2 separate regions of the Mus musculus genome follow, and region 2 is linked to region 1. A link is a loop called in an ENCODE intact Hi-C map of the cell type or tissue named here. Cell type or tissue: gastrocnemius. All regions are shown on one strand. Each heading gives the region's core, and the rest is flanking DNA. Links, peaks and the distances in the headings are about the cores only. Region 1 holds the start of Prdx3 (peroxiredoxin 3). Region 2 overlaps Nanos1 (nanos C2HC-type zinc finger 1).

Region 1 (17,383 bases), core at 6,312-8,811:
AGATAGGTAAAAGGGCCCCTCCTCAGTATTCCCATTATGCCAAGATATGCACTTGTGGTATCATTATGGTCTTTAGCACACTGCACTGTCTGATTGGCTCTACCCTTCAGTGAGTCACAGATCCAGTCCATCTGGCTCTCTGTGCTTTACCACTTTGGAAGTCCTACAGTCAAAAGAACCAGAATGATCTTAAGGGTAAGTTACTGTCACTCTTTTTTCTTTTTGAGGGAATATAGAAGGTAGTTGAGGCAAGGTCTCATCTCATACTGTAGCCCAGACTGGGTTTGATCTTCCTGGATACATACATGCATGAGCTGCAATGTCCATCAAAGATATTCCCCATCACATTTAGAATTCACTCCTTAGCTTGCCTGAGAGACTTTGGGTCCCTAACTGCCATTTTCCTTTATGCTCTAGTGGCATGACCTCCTTCATGTTTCCTGCCTAGAAGCCCCTTACTTCCTGCGATGGCTTGAATGAGAATAATCCCATATACTCATATATTTGAATGCATGGTCCTAAGTTGGTGTAACTGTTTGGAAGGATCGGGAGGTGTGGCCTTATCAGAAGCCCCAGGGATGGGATTGGAATTTTCTAAAACCCACACCATTCCCACTTGGGTGTCTTATCTCATGCCTGTGGATCAGATATAAGATCTCAGCTCTGTTCCAGTGTCATTCTTGCCAGCTGCCATGCAGGTCATGAACTAATCTGGAACCATGAGCCTCAACTTTCTTCTAGCCTTGGATGCTGGTGATACACAATAGATAGAATTACCCTCATTTTACATATAGACCCAGAAAATAGACCCAGTCTCTTTTCCCTCAGGACTTCCCTGAAAAACCTACTCAGAACACTGCTCCAACCCGGCAAGTATCTGATTTCTGTTTATTGGGCTTTTCTTCTAGAATCAAGTGCATAAACACAAAGGTTTATTTTTCTTCACTCCAATGCCTCCAAAGTCCAACCTGGCATATGTTTTTCATGGCTACCAAAATAATGAATGAAAGTAGGTATCAGTCTTGCCTACTAAGTTTCAGTTTCCTGAGAGTGGAGCCAGCCCTGTGTCAAATGCCCAATAAATATTTGTTGAGCTAACTTATCAAAGGAGAAACGGTGCCCCAGAATAAGTCAAAAACGCAAATATTTTAATGTTTATTTTTATTCTATATATCCAGCTCTTGAAGAAAATGACTTATGGATTAGACATAGTCCTTCATGATTATACCTCTTCAATACCTCAGAACACACAAGGACACTGTGAGTTAATGACTACAATTTAAAAAAAAAAAAAAGGGAAATTCAGCATAATTCACAAAAATTCAAGAGGAAATTTTAGGACCTTGATCAGAAGCTTCCATTAAGTGCTGGTGCTATGTGCTACTTCATTTCACCAAGTACTGGCACTATGTGCTACTTCACTGTAGACCAAGGTTCAGGGCAGGCTAAGGGAAAGAATGCTTACCCTCTAAGGACATGATCCAAGAAATGGGGGCCAAGCACTCGGGGAGAATTGGTTAGCCATCAAGAAGTCCCTAGTAAGAGCAGCTATGGAAGCAGCTAGCCACCTTTAGAGAGCCTGAACCTGTCTTAAAATTACAAAGCCTGTGGAGCAGTACTTATAAACACAAACATAATGAGGTTTTGCCATTCTATAAATAATCTTCAAGGCATTGGAAGGATTCCAGCTGGGGCTCTTTTTTGGCCTGAAAAGCTTCAGGTAATTGCAGACATAGGATGGCCTACTGATGGACCTTCTCAAAGTACTCTTTGGAAGCTGTTGGACTTGGCTTGATCTGAAAATTAAAAAAAAAAAAATTAAATCTTTTAGGAGGAACTTCATAATAGTAGTCTCAAAGATGAGCTCAAAGATTCTAGTTTTTTGTTTGTTTGTTTTTTGTTTTTTTTTAAGACAGGGTTTTTTTTGTGTAATAGCCCTGGCTGTCCTGAAACTTACTTTGTAGACCAGGCTAGACTCAAAAATGATTCACTGCCTCTTCATCTAGATAAAAGGTGTGTGCTACCATATCTGGCCCAAGCTCTCAGTCTTAAACTAAAATTTCTTCATTTTTGAAGATTAGCCTATTTTGTTCAAAACATATAGATAAAAATTAACTACTAGCCTCAGTAGAAACTGTCCATCTAAGTGTTACCAACCCACACTCAGCCAGCACCTCTTGGTAGATTATCCTTGAGCAAAGACCTGGAGTTGGGGCGTGGTGCTCTAAGGAAAACAACATACCGTAGGGGACTCTGGTGTCCAGTTGGCTGGGCAGACTTCTCCATGGGTCTCCACAAACTGGAACGCCTTTACCAAACGGAGTGTTTCTTCCACACTGCGGCCCACCGGAAGGTCGTTGACACTCAGGTGCTTGACGACACCATTAGGGTCAATAATGAAGAGACCTCTGCACAGAATTTATCCTCATTAACAGGACTAGTGCCAACAACTCATTTCTTTCCTTTTATGTCTTTATTCTCCTATTAGTAAATTCATCAACTTGTCAAAGGCTTTAAAATGGGAGTTTTAGGGATTAAAGAGACTACTTAGCAATTAATAGTTTGTACTGTGTCTATCCAGAGGACCTGAGTTCAATTCATAGAACCCATTGGAAGGGAACCCACTCAACTGCCTGTAACTCCTGCTCCAGGGGATCTGACATCCTTTTATAGCCTCCAAGGGCGAGTACTCAAATGTACATAATTTTACAGAGTTACACACACATAATTAAAAATAAATCTTAGAAAAACCAACCTGAAATTAACATTATAAAAAAGTTTATCAACTTTTAGTAATGACAGATGCTCTAATACAAGGCCACCAAGGAAAGCATACATTATGGGAACATTGAAAAACTGTATTCCCAATGTGATATATGATACCTAAAAAGAATGAACTAGAGACAGTAAAGACTTTTACACAGTGATCTAGTATACATTCTTTGGACTTCTATATCACTCTGGTAATGTGATCACATATATGTAAAAGGGAGAGATTGAAGTTGCATCCAATAAATATTTAAAACTTCCTTTAAAAAAAAAGATTTTATTTATGTGTATTTGTTGTGTATGCATGCATGCAAATACCCAGAGTCCAGAAGAAGGTGCTGGACTCTCTGGAGCTGGAGTTACAGGTGGCTATAAAATCAAACTCTAGGGGCTGGTGAGATGGCTCAGCAGTGAAGAGCACTGACTGCTCTTCTGAAGGTTCTGAGTTCAAATCCCAGCAACCACATGGTGGCTCACAACCATCCGTAATGAGATCAATGAGATCTGATGCCTTCTTCTGGAGTGTATGAAGACAGCTACAGTGTACTTACATGTAATAAATAAATAAATAAATAAATAAATAAATAAATAAATAAATAAATACATCTTAAAAAAAAATCAAACTCTAATCCTCTGTAACACCAATGAGCACTCATAACTGCTGAGTCATCTTTATAGCACCTCACAATCCCTTTTGGTTTTTCCTTTGAGACACGGTCTTTCTACATAGTCCTAGCACTACTACATAGACCAAGCTGGCCTAGAACTCATAGATCTACCTCTCCCATCCAGTGTATACGGTACTGGAGACTGAACCCAAGGCTTCTTGCATGCTAGGTAAAAGCTGTGAGCATACTCTGCCGTCTTTTCCAATTGTGTGTGTGTATTTTTTTTTAAAGATTTATTTATTATTATACATAAGTACACTGTAGCTGTCTTCAAACACACCATAAGAGGGCATCAGATCTCATTATGGGTGGTTGTGAGCCACCATGTGGTTGCTGGGATTTGAGCTCATGACCTTCGGAAGAGCAGTCAGTGCTCTCACCTGCTGAGCCATCTCACCAGCCCGTCTTTTCCAATTGTTAAAGCAGCTGTTGAAATAAAAACTAAATTCTCAAATATAAAAATGAAGAGGAAGAGGAGGAGGAGGAAGACCAGGGAGGAGGGAGAAAAGATGGAAAGAGAACAAGATGACTCAAGGTAAGAATCACGAAAACATGCCATGAGGGCTGGCCAACTGGAGTTATGAGATGTCCAGATGGAACATGGAAGATACAACTAAGGGTTATTGATGGGGAAGTAATTTCTAATGGCTTAAAGGATAGATATCTGCCCAGGTCTAGTGCTATAAAGGGCTTATTATAAATGTAAAGGTTGTGTGTCTTTTATCTGGGAACTGAATGATCAAGACAGTGTAGAAACCCCGAATAGAGAGTAAATAATTACTATGAGTTCCTGGAGTACAGACCAGCTGAGAACATTCAGCATCATGGACTGAACAACTACAGTATTCTTGGACCTATCATTAGTAGACAGCCATTGTTAAGACTAGTTGGACCACAGCCTATAAGCCATTCTAATAAATCTATGTATATAAACACCACACACACACACACACACACACACACACACACACACACACACACACACACACACACACTGTCTCAAAAATCAAAACTACCAACAAAGATCCAAACCTGTACTTCTTCCTGAGTTTTACCAAAACTGACAAATGCTTTAATAGAGTCTTTATAAATCTTTAAGAAACAAGATGACACTAAAATATGCAAAACCATCCCATCTCTAAGAACAGCTCTTACCTGAGTGCAATGCCAGCACTTTCCAACAGCACTCCGTAGTCTCGGGATATCTGCTTAGTTATATCCGACAACAGTGTGATGTTCATGTGGCCCAAACCACCATTCTAATAAAAAGGCAAACAGGACTGTTTTTCTCGGGTGGTCCAACAGGGTGTGAACCATGTACCAATGTTTAAAACCAACAATGATGGTGGCAAGTAATAAATTCACACAAGGAAATTATGTTTAACTTAATTCCCTCTTACTTTATTTTACGTGTTTGAGTGTTTTACCTGCATGTAAGTGCACCACAAGCATGCAGTGTTTGAGAAGACCAGGAGACGGTATGTGGTCCCCTGAAACTGGAGTTAAAGGCAGTTGCAAGCTGCTATGTAGATGTTGGTAATTAAGCCTGGGTCCTCTTAAAAAATAGCAGTGTTGGGCTGGTGAGATGGCTCAGTGGGTAAGAGCTCTGACTCCTCTTCCAAAGGTCCTGAGTTCAAATCCCATCAACCACATGGTGGCTCACAACCATCCGTAGTGAGATATGATGCCTTCTTCTGGTGTGTCTGAAGACAGCTACAATGTACTTACATATAATAATAAATAAAATCTTTTTTTTTAATTTATTTATTTATTTATTTATTTATTTATTTATTTATTTATTTATTTATTTATTATATGTAAGTACACTGTAGCTGTCCTCAGACACTCCAGAAGAGGGAGTCAGATCTCGTTACGGATGGTTGGGAGCCACCATGTGGTTGCTGGGATTTGAACTCCTGACCTTCGGAAGAGCAGTCCGGTGCTCTTACCCACTGAGCCATCTCACCAGCCCCCAATAAATAAAATCTTAAAAAAAAAATAGCAGTGTTCTTAACTGATGAGTCATCTTTCCAGTATCTATTATCTTGTATTAGTTATTGTATGCATGTTTGTGTGTGTGTGTGTGTGTGTGTTTATGCACACTCAAGCGAGGCACTGCACATGTATGGAGGTGAGAGGACAACTCTGTGGAGTTCTTTCCTTCCATTCTATGTGGGCTCCAGTGACAGAACTCAGGTTGTCATGTTTACCCAGAAGTACTTTTCCTGTTGACTACCTTCAATGGCCCATCTTCATCATTTTAAAAATGAGGAAACTAAAGCTCAAAAGGCTAGCCTGGCAGTAGTGGCACATGCCTTTAATCCCAGCACTTGGGAGGCAGAGGCAGGCAGATTTCTGAGTTCAAGGCCAGCCTGGTCTACAGAGTGAGTTCCAGGACAGCCAGGGCTATACAGAGAAACCCTGTCTCCAACAAACAAACAAACAAACAAACAAACAAACAACCCAACCCAACCCAACCCAACCCAAACAAAAAAGGCTAAGTACTTTTCTTCAGGCCATTGCTAGAAAGAGACTGGTTGACCTTATCTTTTGAGGCAGGGTCTGTCTCATGTAGCCAGACTAGCCTCTAACTTTTTATATAGCCAATGATGATCTTGAACTTCTATCTTCCTGCTGCAACTTCTGGAATGCTGGGATCATAGGCTATGCTAACCCATCCAGTGTATACGGTACTGGAGACTGAACCCAAGGCTTCTTGCATGCTAGGTAAAAGCTGTGAGCATACTCTGCCGTCTTTTCCAATTGTTAAAGCAACTGTTGAAATGAAAACTAAATTCTCAAATATAAAAATGAAGAAAGTAAATTATTCAAGTCACCATTGTTAGTCCTGAAACATACCTACTGAAATTTTGAATTTTTTCTTCCCTAGCAGATTTGTAGACATCAAAAATAGTACAGCCAACTATTAAGGGTTCAAAGTGTAGGCCCAAGAGGAGGTAAAAGAAGATGACAGCCACATCACTTGTCCCACTAAGCCTGTCTCCATTACTTGGAAGATATGCATGGAATGAGCAGTAAAGATACAAACAACATCCAGGGAGTTGTTACTACCATAGCTTACAAACTGCTGACAGGAGAGGATCTACAAAGAACCTACTTCAGGAGGATATGGCTCACCTGGTACAGGTACAGCATTTGATCCCCAGCAAGGCATAAGCCAGGTTCTAGAAGGTGGAGGCTGGAGGATCAGAAGTCATCTGAGCTAATACACCCTAACCTTGAGCCTGGAATACTTGAGATTCTGTTTTTGAAAGGAAGAAAGGAGGGAAGGCAGGTAGACAAATGTTCCCTTCAGACTGTCTTATGTTTTGACAACCTTTAGACTTTGTATTAAATCTCTCTTGTTAGTGCAGGGGGGCAGAAGTTGCTGGGGAATGAGCAAGAGACACTCCCACAAAGCTAAAAAGGATTTTGAATGTCATCATCACAAAAAAATGATTCAAGAAAGAGTACTGAATAGCTTGATTTGATCCATAGACAATGCACACATGTATCAAAACATCACATTGTATCCCATAAATATATACAATGTTTTTATTGTGTGGTCAGTATTATTTGTGAAGTAGAAGTGACACCAAAGAATAAAATAAGACCAAGGAAAGGTGACTGTCACCCAACCTACCTTTCTTGGTGTGTTGATCCAGGCAAGATGACTGAAGTGGGAATCCACTGAAACTGCAACTACTTCACAGTTTACATCATGAAATTCATTGGCTTTGTCACTGAAAGCAACAATTTCTGTAGGACACACAAATGTGCTTGGGGGGAAAAAAGAGAAAGTTTCATTAGATCATAAAAAAGCAAAAACTTACAACAGTTAGAAGTCTAAAACTAAATTGATTTGCTTAGGGGTGAAAGACATGAAATCGGCTGGGTATGCTAGGTGTGATAGCATAAACCTTTAATCCCAGAACTCTGATGGTAGAGGCAGGAGGATCTCTGTGAGTTCAGACCAGCCCGGTCTACATATGGAGACCATGACCCCCCCCCCCCAAAAAAAAAAAAGGGAAAAAGCAAGCTTCGTTTTGGGCATGGTGGCGTCTACTTTTAATCCAAGCACTGAGGAGGCAGAGACAAGCTGATCTCTCTCAGTTCAAGGCCAGCCTAGTCTACAGTGAGTTCCAAAACATCTGTAGAGAAAATCTTGCCTCAGGTAAACAAATGAATGAATGAATGGGATTGTGAGGCATGTTTAAAGAGTTAAAAGAAAACCTGTACTTTTAAATAAAGTAACTTTATGAAAAATTCATTTTATTTTTTTAATGTATGAGTTACACTGTTGCTGTCTTCAAATACACCAGAAGAGGGCATCAGATCCTGATACAGATGGTTGTAAGCCACTATGGAAATTGAACTCAGGACCTCTGGAAGAGCAGCCAGTGCTTTTAATTTCTGAGCCATCGTCTCTCTCCAGCCACAAAATAATAATAATAATAATAATAATAATAATAATAATAATAATAATAATAATAATAATTTCCTATATTACTTCTACCCAGACTGTTGTAAAGTTTAGACTGGCTTAGGGAACCATTTATCAAAAGTATGTGAGACAGAACTGTATTAAAGGCTGATAGTATAATCCAGTAAGAGTGCTTGCCTAGTATTCACAGGGCCCAGGGTTTGATCCCCAGTACAACCAGAAAAACTGACAGAACCATACTAAAACTCCTCCATTAAAAGGGCTGGGCAGTGCTGGCACATGCCTTTAATCCCAGCACTTGGGAGGCAGAGGCAAGCGGATTTCTGAGTTCGAGGCCAGCCTGGTCTACAGAGTGAGTTCCAGGACAGCCAGGGCTAGACAGAGAAACCTTGTCTCAAAAACAAACAAACAAACAAACAAACAAACGAATGGGGGAAAAAAAAAAAAAGGAAGGATGTTTCCTCCCACTATGGTTATATGAGGTACAGATGGCCAAGGACAGTGAACAAAAATTAAAAAGAATCTTTCTCTCCACTAAAAGAGGAATTTCAGCGTGGGTTAGAGATCAATACCAGCTCTCAGAGGGACATGAAAATATTATAAAATCAAACTTACAAATCCAAAGGGTAGAAGAAAAGCACCAAGTATTTTCCCTTAAAGTCGTCGAGACTCAGCTCTTTGAACTCTCCATTGACAACAGCAGTACCTTTAAAATAGGGCGCGTGCTGGGTGACAGCAGGGGTGTGGAAAGAGGAACCTAAAAAAAAGACCACACACCTGAATGTAGCTTGTCATCCACCACATCGAGTACTGCATGATTTTATTTAAACTCCTTTTGTTGGAACATATCAAGTAAACTTACTATTTGCCATAACTGGTGACATAAGTTGTTTATTAATTTAACTCAATAAGATGGTTCACTTCAGTTGTACATCTTAGGTAAAGTAATTTTGCCCTTCAGCACAATTCCAAAGTATATACACAAACTCAACTCAGTGGTAGGGAGGAGTGTGTGTGTGTGTGTATACGCGCGTGCGCGCACACACTTGTGAGCATGAATATGAAGGATGGAGGACACACAGATCCTCAGAAGACATCTACCATTTTTTAAAAACCCTTTCTCTCTTTTAAGAGTCTTTTATAAACTCAGCTCACCAAGTAGGGTAGGGTAGCTGGCACTGAGCTCCAAGGACTCAGTGGTCGCCTCTTTCTCAAGTGCTGGACCCATTGTATACTACTATGCCAGGCTTTCTGTGAGTTCTGAAGGTCAGCTGAACTTTGATCCTTATGCTAGCTGACTGACTGACTTAGCTCTCACTCCAACCCTAAAGAAAAGGTTTTTTTAAAGAACAAAAACTAGAAGAAATGAAATGCCCTTGGAACTACAAAAGGAAGAGGAAGAAGGCAGTAGAGAGCAGAAGGCAGCCAGACATGGAGCTAGCTCAGACTAGGGTGTGAGTATCACAGGACACTGACCAAGAGGGGCCAATACACAGGGAAAAGGAACAAACTCAAAACAAACTCAGCAAGTCTTAAAAGGACCCTCAGCAACAAGCAGCCAGATTAGCTCTTCACGGTAGAGAGAACAGAGTCTGAGAGGCTCTAATGCAGGAAAACAGATGTTTCCAGGAAGATTAGGCCATCAAAAAGATAAGAATGGTGGAGGCAATGTCTATAGTTAGTTATCTTGGTGAGAGGCACTGAGGCATGGCAGAGAGAAACCAAGAGCAGATGCAGGACATGTTTCAAACCTGGGGTGGGGTACAGTGGTGTTTTGTGTTTTCATTTTATCTAGTAACTTAGGTATCTTAGAGAAATAGCCTTTGTTAAGTATATTATACAAATATTTTCTTTTTCCTAGACTACCACTTTTTCTACTCTTTTTTAGGGGGGTGGGCATGGGGAGAGGTCTTGTTTATTTATTGTTCCCAGACAGAGTCTCACACTGTGATGCCCTGATTGGCCTGCAACTTTTTTTTTCTTCCTTTTTGGTTCTTCGAGACAAGGTTTTCTGATCTGTAGGCCAGGCTGGCCTCTAAATCACAGAGATCTGCCTCTGCCTCCTGAATGCTCACATTAAAGGCATGTGGCTCCACCACTGGCTTCCATTTTCTTTCTGTTTTCTTAAAAGTAAGTTTTAAAATTTTGACACCGCCAAGGACTCACTGTTCCTAACAGTTCCTTTTAGATCCAGCCATCTCTACATTATTCTCATATCCATGTTTAAAATCTCCAAGGACAAGCCTCAAGTATAGCCAGGGTCCAGAGTGGCTGATAAGGGTTTCCTTTTACCTGGATATGACTAGAGCACAGTAACACTTACTGGTGCTAAAGGCTGACTTTCCTTGGGCAGAGGCAGACCACAGTATGTCTGTCAAACAGGTTCTTCTAGAAGCAACAGGCCTAAGAACTGTTGAGGCAGAAATACTCCGGGAAATAGCACTTGCATGACGAGCAACCTGGAAAGAAAAATGCTTTCAATTAGGAAGGCTTTCCGAAAGGGTGACTGAATTCTGCCTTGCTGCTGTCATCCTTTGTTAACGACCCTTTTCCCAACGAAACAGATACCAAATCAAATTAAGAGCATGGGTTGAGTCTACAAGAAAATCATAAGAATAAAGCTTCAAGAATAAAAAATCTCCAAAATTTCAGGAAGGCTAGGCCAGGCTGAGTAGTTGTACCCTCCCCCACCTGGAGCTAACTGCTGCATCATGTAGCCACATCAAGGTTTTTCTCAGAAAAAGTCCCTTCCAGGCTCTCAGTCAAGGAATAGGGTGAAGTTCATGCACTGGGAGTGTTTGGCCCAAGCTCAAGGTTAGTAGTGTTTGCTCAACTTTGATGTCCAACATGGGACAGGAAATTAAGGGCTGAGCCCGGCGATGAGAAAGGAGAGGAGGATGGCTGGCAAGAGGACAGACAGTAGGCTGCTACTAGAGAACAGCAGATACCAAGGCAGAGTCCAGCCTGAGTGTGGGAGTAGAAAGAGGCTCCTGTTACTGTTTTTACTCCCGTTACTTTGTTTATACTCAGACTTAAGTATGAGCCCACAGCCATGTCGAGATGTAGGAAAAACTAAGGTTCAGAAATGTGAAGTCAAGCCAGACAGCACTCCAGAGGCAGAGGCAGTCGGATCTCTGTGAATTCCAGACTAGCCTGAACTACAGAGCGAGTTTCAGGATAGCCAGGGGATACACTGAGAAACCCCGTCTCGAAAAACCACACACACACACACACACACACACACACACACACACACACACACACACACACACACACACACGTGTATCTTGGCCAAGGTCATATTTGGTGACAGATCCTAGAACACAGTAGTCAGCATACTGGCCTCAAAAGTCAGGCCTGGGTGCTTTAGTGAAGAAACAGCAAGGGGACCATCAAGCACAAGGACTTGTTGGAGAGCACATCACCCACGGGGATAGTGTAAAGGCTGTCCTGCGCAGGGGCTAGGGCCTTTCTAGCCGCAGGAGGCCTAGAGGTCCCCGAGCTGAGAACTCCCTCCCATAGGAGCTAGTGGGCAGCAGACCTAAGGGTGCGCGATCCGGTCCTGGAAACAAGTGCGGGCCAGAGTCGCTGTTGTGTCATGCGCCTGCCCAGCTGCCAGCCACTCACCGAGGACCAGAGCAACCTTCCCGCAGCTGCCGCCATCTTCAGAGCACGCAAGAGGCACGATAGGCGGAGATACCGAGGAGTAGCCGGAGCACGCCGGGTGTGCTTCTGCCTGGGGCGTGGCTTCTGCTCCGGGCTTCCCTATGAGGGCGGGGCCTCAGCGAGGCGGGGCTTACGAGGAGTGGGTGGAGGAGGGGTGTGGTTTATGCAAAGAGGCTGGACCTGGGTGTGTGGTTGTGACTTAGGGGAGAAGCCGTAGAACCACTCCTTCCAGCTCAGGGGGAAATTTCCCTTTGACCTCCTGAATACCTGAATGCTTGGATTCCTATTTATGGTACCGACGTATAAAGATCAAATTCAATTTAGGAAGTAGACACTTATTGACATTTCCTGTTGATTTTGTTTCGCTAATTTAGAGTAGTAGAAAGTGTCTGTCTGTGAAAGAATCCAGTTCCCTTTCTATCTCAGGTGGGATCTTCTGCCTTCTGCATTCAGTGGAACAAACTTAGTTATCTGAGTTCTTTAATAAGCTAAGCGACTTAGGGACATCAGAGTTTAGTGTGCTTGAAAACCTTTGATATTGTGTGGGGGCGTTCATTTGGCCTCTCCTCAAAATTGGGATAATTGGGACACATTTTAAATCAATTTATTTGTTAACGCAGATACCAAGTAATGATTGGAGGGCACGGTTTTGAAGTACCACATCAAACACAGAATAAAATTCACATGATAACCACACTAAATGCCATGTCTAAGCTGGTATTTTCCAAGCACTGTTCTGTTACTAATATAGTTTCTCACATCTGCATATTATCTAAATAATATTTTCTTTATGCTAGCTCATTTTAAAGTGCAAATAATCTTATGGGAAAAGAAATGTTAAGTAGGAAATAGTTAAACTTCTACTTATAACAGTATAAATAGAAGGGAATTAAAAATAAACACACTAGTGCAAAATACTGCAAAGTTCCAGCTAGATACAGTTATTTGCTGAAAGTCCGAGTTTTGTTGAAAAGAAAGAGAAGGTGGTCAGAGGCATTCATTTGTAGGTCAGATGATTGAAAGAAACCTAAAAACATTTTGAGTTTCTCATACTGAGATCTGATGTTATTATTTATTTATTTTGCTCTCTACTATATCAGAAATATTCATAAAAGAAAAAAATTATAAATCTAGCTGTCCATGAACCATTAGCTGCTACACAGTGTACCTGTCTTGTGGAGAAAAAAAAAAAGCCTTATACCTAAAGAGACATCTCAACAAGTTCCTCACAGCACTTGCCTTGAACTTAACTGGTACCCAGTGTATGTGTTTGGTGTTCAAGTCTGTGATGGAATATAATTCAGACATAAAAAAGGATGAAGGCTGAGCTTGATGGCTTATACTTGTAATTTCAGCACTTGAGAGGCTGAGGCAGGAGGATAGCCAAGAGTTCAAGGCCAGGCTTTGCTACAGATTAAGATCCACTTGAAACAAAACAAAACTCTGAAGTGTGATAGCACAGGTCACCTTCTTGCCTGTACTTGCTTCTTCTTCTTTTTTTTTTTTTTTAAGATTTATTTTATTATTATTTATTTGTTATATGTAAGTACACTGTAGCTGTCCTCAGACACTCCAGAAGAGGGAGTCAGATCTCGTTAAGGATGGTTGTGAGCCACCATGTGGTTGCTGGGATTTGAACTCCTGACCTTTGGAAGAGCAGTCGGGTGCTCTTACCCACTGAGCCATCTCACCAGCCCCCTACTTGCTTCTTCTTAGTACTGAGGTTACAAGTGTACTCTTACTCATATTACAAATATAGGTAGAATTTGCTTTTGGAGTAGTGAAAACATCATGTGATTAATGGAGCTGAGAATTATAGAACATTAGATAATGGTAGGTTATATCTCTAAGAAACAAACATCTTCAAGAGGTACAGAACCTAGAACTCCATGCAGCTGAGCAGCTAGTGTTTGTGGTGGCTGAAAGCAGGCTCAGCATCAATTACTTGCCACTGTATGAGACAATGATCTCAATTTAATTCTTCCTATTTTCCATCACACCAAGGGTGTTTGTTTGTTTATTTGTTCAAATTCACAGAGATCTACTTGACTCTGCTCCCAGGTGCTGGGATTAAAGAACCACCATGCCAGGGGACATTGAGGGTTTTAAAAGTTTCACTGCTGTATCTAGAGTAAGGAAAAGGTATGTGACAAGGACAGGCCAGGAGTTTTCTCTGGGCTTAGATTAAAAGACAAAAAACAAAAATGAAAACAAAAACCAAAAAAAAAAAACCCAACTACTTTTAATAAGGGTTCTTAAACGCTTCAAGCCCACCATCCAAAGGTAGGGTTGAAAAGGGTTAGGTGGTAAAAAGGACAAGGGTATGTGGACCTGTTTAGAAGTATTTGGGGGGCTATTCCAATCTCTGATGTCAGGATACCAGCAGTCCAGTTCAGTCCAGTTCAGTCAGGACACCAAACACGAATCACATAAGTCAGCGGGAGCGACTAGGACCAGCTGGGACTCCTGGAAAAGTTCTCTGCTGCGTGTCTCTCTCAAGGAAGTGAAGATCAGCAAAGATGAAGACTCTGAGACCAATGAATCATTACAAAGCTGGCAATGCAAACTCACCATCACTGTCCCATTTATACTCTCTCCAAATATCACATGTCTTCCCTTAGCAAAACAAATACCATGTGACTCTGTATCACCTGACCCAACCAGAAACTTCTACTTCAGGTATCTGTCTCTTTTCCTTTTATGGATAGGCCTTTGTTTCTGGTTTTCCCCTAGCACTTTGAAGGACTCCTGTTTCCTGATATACACAGTGTAGTGGGATCTCCATCAAAGGGAGGCAGTTTGGTTCACACCTACGATACTTATATGCAGTGTGAAAGTCAGTCCAAAGCAAAGAGCAGGGTGAAGTGCCCCACATCCTCACCCGCTCCTCATTCCTGCTGCCCCTGCTAAAGTGTATGCATTCATCAGCTCCATCTCATTAATTAGGCTTATGTGTAGTACCATGTGCTGTATCTTGCAGGTTAGAGTGTGTTCCTGGTACTCTCTTAACACCAGCTCCCCTTAGCTTCTGAAATATTTTTCCTTCTACATATGGCCTTCTGGTGTTGGATAAAACCTGCATCTAACAATCACTCTGTGTGTGTGTGTGTGTGTGTGTGTGTGTGTGTGTGTGTGTGTGTGTGTGCGCGCGCGCAGTTGCCCTTGTGTGCACATATGAAGGCCAGGGGTATGTCAGAGCGTGTGACTATGGCTGGTCTACTTGGTCAGGATGTGCCAGTCTCCCTCCCCCACAACCTAGGGCTGGTGTTACAGATGTGTGTTATTATTATTATGCCAGACTTTTTTGGGTGCTAAGGATCTGAACTCAGGTTCTCATGCTGGCACAGCAAACACTTTACCCACTCCACTTTTTTTTTGGATTGGTTAGATGCTCTGGTCCCAGGATCTTGCTGTCTCTGCCTGCTTCCCCAGAGTTCAGATTACAGGGATACTGTTGTTTATGTGGGTGTTGGAGATTCCAACTCAGGTTTTCATGCTTGGCTGACAAGCTCTTTTTTTTTTTTTTTTTTTTTTGGTTTGGTTTTTCGAGACAGGGTTTCTCTGTGTAGCCCTGGCTGTCCTGGAACTCACTTTGTAGACCAGGCCGGCCTCGAACTCAGAAATCTGCCTGCTTCTGCCTCCCGAGTGCTGGGATTAATGCCCAGCTGGCTGACAAGCTCTTTACAACCTTGACCATTTCCTCAGCCTATACCACTGTGACTTTAATCATGTAGTAAACAAGTATTGAGCATGCCATGCAGGCTCTGCTTATGAGGAAGTCTGTATGTATTGGGACTATACTGACAAATCATTGTAAGAAGTAGAACCCAAGATCCATCATTTTAAGGGGCAGAGAGACATAATGGTTGGAATATCATTAGCTCTAAACGTCCTAACCTTGCTTTTTGGCTTCTGTAATTCTGCTTCTGGCTAACTTTTCTTGTTAACTGAAGTATGTCAACCCAGAGCATGGTTTTTGTGTTTAAAAGCTCATCATGAGAAAGGGTTGAGGCTTCACTGGTATACTGGCTGGTTTTGTGTCAACTTGACACATGCTGGAGTTATCACAGAGAAAGGAGCTTCAGTTGGGGATGTGCCTCCATGAGATCCAACTGTAAGGCACTTTCTCAATTAGTGATCAAGGGGGGAGGGTCCCTTGTGGGTGGTACCATTTCTGGGCTAGTAGTCTTGGGTTCTATAAGAAAGCAGGCTGAGCAAGGCAGGGAAGCAAGCTAGTAAGTAACACCCCTCCATGGCCTCTGCATCAGCTCCTGCTTCCTGACCTGCTTGAGTTCCAGACCTGACTTCCTTTGGTGATGAATAGCAATGTGGAAAGTGTAAGCTGAATAAACCCTTTCCTCCCCAACTTGCTTCTTGGTCATGATGTTTTGTGCAAGAATAGAAACCCTGACTAAGACAACTGGTATCCTAAACACCCAATATAGTCACTGGACAGCGGCTAAGACTTTCTGTTGGCTTAAGCACATGTCTAAGCAGTCTTCTCTGGTGAATACCCAACAACAGAACCCTAAAGCAGACAAGGCCAACATGAAGCAGCATATGAACTATACCATCCAGAATTCTGTCATCTTTCCAGTTCCTTTCAAGTCCCTTAGAGGCCATTTCTTTGTGCAGCAATCCCTCTCCCCACAATGAAGGGTAGATTCAGCTCCAAACTTTAGTTAAAAATAAGTTAGCTTGATTTTCAAATAACTAAAAGCTCTTTAATTTTTCCTTTTCAAGCAAAGGAACCTCAGATGAGTCACCTTCAGATGTGCTTTCTTCAGTTCCTACTATGGAGGTGGGATGAGGGACCATGGAAAGGGAAATTGAACTAAATAGCTGATTCCTCTTGGCTATCTACATTTCAGAATTATTGGTGCCTAGTCTCAAAGCACACAACAGATACAAAACAACCTTACTGGTTTCAAAGACTTTTTTATGGTCTCCATTCTGTTACTCTGTAAATCATTTAGTGAAGGCCTTGAATTTTGTGAAGAAAAAACTTGCTCTGGAAGGCTCAAGATACTGGGGTCAGAGGTGGAAAATTTGAGTATAGGTGAGATAAGATTTTCTAAGAATGAAAGTGCAGGATTTTTGTTGTTGTTGTTGTTGTTGTTTTTTGTTCCTTCTTTGATCCCAACTGGGAAAAAGGACATGTCTCAGAAAGAAGGGAGAATGAGAGAGATGTTAGAGGAGAGATTACAGAGTAGCCCCTCCAAGGCAATGGGGTAGCAAGGGTTCTAACCTGCAACTATTTTTTTGGTGGTTGTGGGGGACAACAGGGTCTTCTATAGCCCAGGCTGGCCTCAAACTCACCTTGAACTCCTTCTGGATCCTCCACACCCAGTTTATGTTGTACTGGGGATTGTATCAAGGGTTCATATATGTTAGGTAAGTACTTACTAACTGAGCTGCATGCCCTGTTCCTAATGTGGGGTTTCTCTCTGTCTTTCTCTGTCTCTCTGTCTTTCTCTGTTTCTCTCTGTGTCTCTCTCTCTCTCTTTCTCTGTCTCTCTCTGTGTGTCTCTCTGTCTCTGTCTCTGTCTCTTCTCTGGCCTGATCCTTCTGTGTGACAACCTAGAACTCACTTTGCAGATCAGGCTGGCCTCAGCCTCTGCCTTCCAAGCGCTGGAATTAAAGGAGTGCACCATAATGGGCAATTTCTTAATGGAAAACACTTACAATGATTTAATATTCCTCTCCTTCATGGAGTCTCACCCCACCCATCTACATGGTAGTTTGTGACTGGTCGCCCCAGATCCTCATTCCATTCTGCATGCTGGGGTTGAGTTCTTTGGGTAATTGAATTGTCCTTCTCCGGTCTCTCTTTCCC
Region 2 (2,500 bases), core at 1-2,500, 110 kb before region 1:
TAGTCTTTCCAATCCTTAAAATTAACTGTGCCAAGGCTTAATCATATCGTGTACATATTTGGAAACGGTGCTGTTTGAGAGACGTGTATTTATACAGTGACAGTATTATGAATCCATTAATCTCCCCAGTAACTCCTGCTTAGCATTTTCTCTATGCACTACCCCGATGGTCCAATTCTTTGTGTCTGATGCTAAGACATTTCCTCCTCAGAAAGGAGGAAACCTATTTAGAGCAGTGTTAACCCACCTTGATTGCTCAAGTTCAGGGTTCCTAAATAGAAAATGGGGAACTATAATGCAATAACTCGAGTTCCAAAAGGTTCTACTCTGGGCTGTTTGCCTTTCAATTTACAGAGGGTGTGCCAGAATAAACCACTTCAAGTCTGTCTCATTAACTCCCTCTTGGTGGTTCCACTATTACTGAGACCCTTGTCTGCTTCCAGAACCCCAAAAGATCTTCATGCAAAGTTCCTCTTTCCAGTACTCCTGTAAATCTATCATAGTGAGTGCTGGAATATGGCACAAAACTACCTACCATCTAGACAGAAGAGGCAAAGGTAAAGGTGAATTAAGATAAATTCAGCCATGCATCAACACCACTATCTGCTAATACCAGCCAAGAGTTTAAGTATATAATGTTTGCAATAGTCAGATTTAGCTAGGAATACTGGGAGTTAGGCTAGACTGCCTTTCGTATTAAGTAGCAACTTTACAGCAAACTTACTTTCTGTATAAAAAGAGGCTGGTGTGAAAATACAGCTGTTAGCCCTATTGGTAAAAGGGAGGACTTTCTTCACAAGGAAGAAAACTATCCCTGTTAGTTATAGCCCCACATTCACTGGGCCTAGGCCTGAATGTAATAAAACGTTGTTATTTTGCTAGAAAATATACTACTTGTTTTGAGGTGAAGTTTTTCAAGTCAACATAAATTCACATCCTCTAGCTAATCTGCCTTTTCAAAAAGGTATTCTCAATGTCAAAAGCAAAATCAAGTCAGATTGCTGTAATCCCATCAGATATTTCCCAAGGCACGTATGTATGGTGCCAGTATTTAAGCACATGAGCTGAACCATGACCACATGTACCTAATGCCAACTTTTAATTTTCGGCATCTTACCAGAACTAAAGGCTGCTGAAACTGGCATTCTTGTCCCATGGTATTGAGAGGGCTCTTGGAAAATATCAAACTAAGTAGCTGTTATATTAACAGGGAGACAGCTGTCAGAAAAGCGCTTCTAAACACAAGGACCCAAGTTCTATCCCCAGCATCTACATAAGGGAATAGTGGTATGCCTATAACCCCAGTGCTCACGAGGCAGAGGCCAGCCACGCTACATGGATGGGCTCCAGGTCTGAGTGAAAAACATGATCTCATAAGCTAGATGGTTGTCTGAAGTTGGACCTCCACATTCATCTGCAGATTTGGGGTAATTTAAGCCAAAGGTAGCTATGATTGCATCACTGGGGACACTAGCAAGGCAGTCTAGCTCCAGGTATGGAAAAACCCAGATTCAAAAGAAACATCTTGTTTGAAGAAAAGGAGAATATGATTGAGTAGGGCAACCCTTGACCTCTGACCTCCATGTGCTTGCACACAGTAGTGACCACACAAAACTGTATCCCACATGGTGTTCTCCAACCCATGCCAAGTCTGTGTTTCCCAGCTAACAGATACTGAAAGTGTACAGCCAAAAAAAAAAAAAAAAAAAAGAAAAAGTACTTGTTTTTCTAGTGTTCTAGAGAAAATAAACTTAGCCCTAAAAATAACCAATCCTTTAATCCTGACACTCAGGAAGTAGAGGAAGGCTTGGAATGCAATGTTATAAAGGTTTTGCAAAATTGTTTACAGTAGACATCCAAGTTTAGGGCCATGGGTATAGCTCAATGATAGAGCACTTGCCTAGAATGCACAAAACCCTAGAATGCCATTAAAGGGACAAAAATGAAACTTAAAACCCAAAGTTTCATATAACACTTTGATAAAGTTGGCTTCTGCCTAAGAAAGCACTGTGGATCTGGCTAGACCACAAAAAGGGACAGCATTGTAACAGCTTCACCATGGGCAGAAAGGCACAGGTTGTGCTGTGCTTTAGCCTGCATTTGTCTATCCAAACTTGCTAGTTTTATCGGCTTTTTACTTTTTTGTACTTTATTTTTCCTATAAAGTCCTTTTCAGAAGTTAAATGGCTTTGATTATAACTTTTGTTAGATATATTAAACCAAAACCATGTATTTCAAAACTATCAGAAATGTGTTTTATTTCAGGCTAATTTTGTTGTCTTGAGTTTGCTGAATAACATGCCCTCTAATATAATATAGCTGATATATAATTCCCTCTATTATAAATATAACTTTGACAAAGTGTCTTTGGGAAAAACATGAAGAGTTTCACCAGCCAAAACTGACCTGGAAAATTCTGGAATTACAAGCCATGTAGCATTGGTGGCTCTTGACTAATACCCCATACATATGTTTGATCCCCCTAATGTAGCTAGCTCTT

What was found. A loop is a pair of places that touch in the nucleus more often than their neighbours do. Peaks named below come from ENCODE experiments on the same cell type or tissue, not always from the same donor. Only the 100,000 strongest peaks of a DNase experiment are listed, where the experiment ranks them.
Region 2: it touches region 1 in a loop (2.1-fold over the local background); 2 of 42 quality-filtered maps call a loop at or near these places.

Annotation. Positions count from the first base shown.
Region 1 is chr19:60,862,924-60,880,306 of GRCm38, forward strand. Prdx3 (peroxiredoxin 3) reads right to left here and starts at 11,615. Exons shown (of 7, transcript NM_007452.2): 1 at 11,509-11,615; 2 at 10,205-10,340; 3 at 8,497-8,638; 4 at 7,081-7,216; 5 at 4,593-4,696; 6 at 2,243-2,408; 7 at 1,143-1,796. The coding sequence starts at 11,544. The coding sequence ends at 1,743. In gastrocnemius, for the core only: a CTCF peak has its summit at 7,746 (motif pointing right); no DNase peak of the experiment used is centred there.
Region 2 is chr19:60,757,672-60,760,171 of GRCm38, forward strand. It overlaps Nanos1 (nanos C2HC-type zinc finger 1), which reads left to right. Exons shown (of 1, transcript NM_178421.3): 1 at 1-2,243. Among named protein-coding and RNA genes, the nearest start is that of Nanos1, 2.9 kb to the left of the region's middle. In gastrocnemius, for the core only: no CTCF peak of the experiment used is centred there; DNase peaks (open chromatin) are centred at 1,367 and 1,572.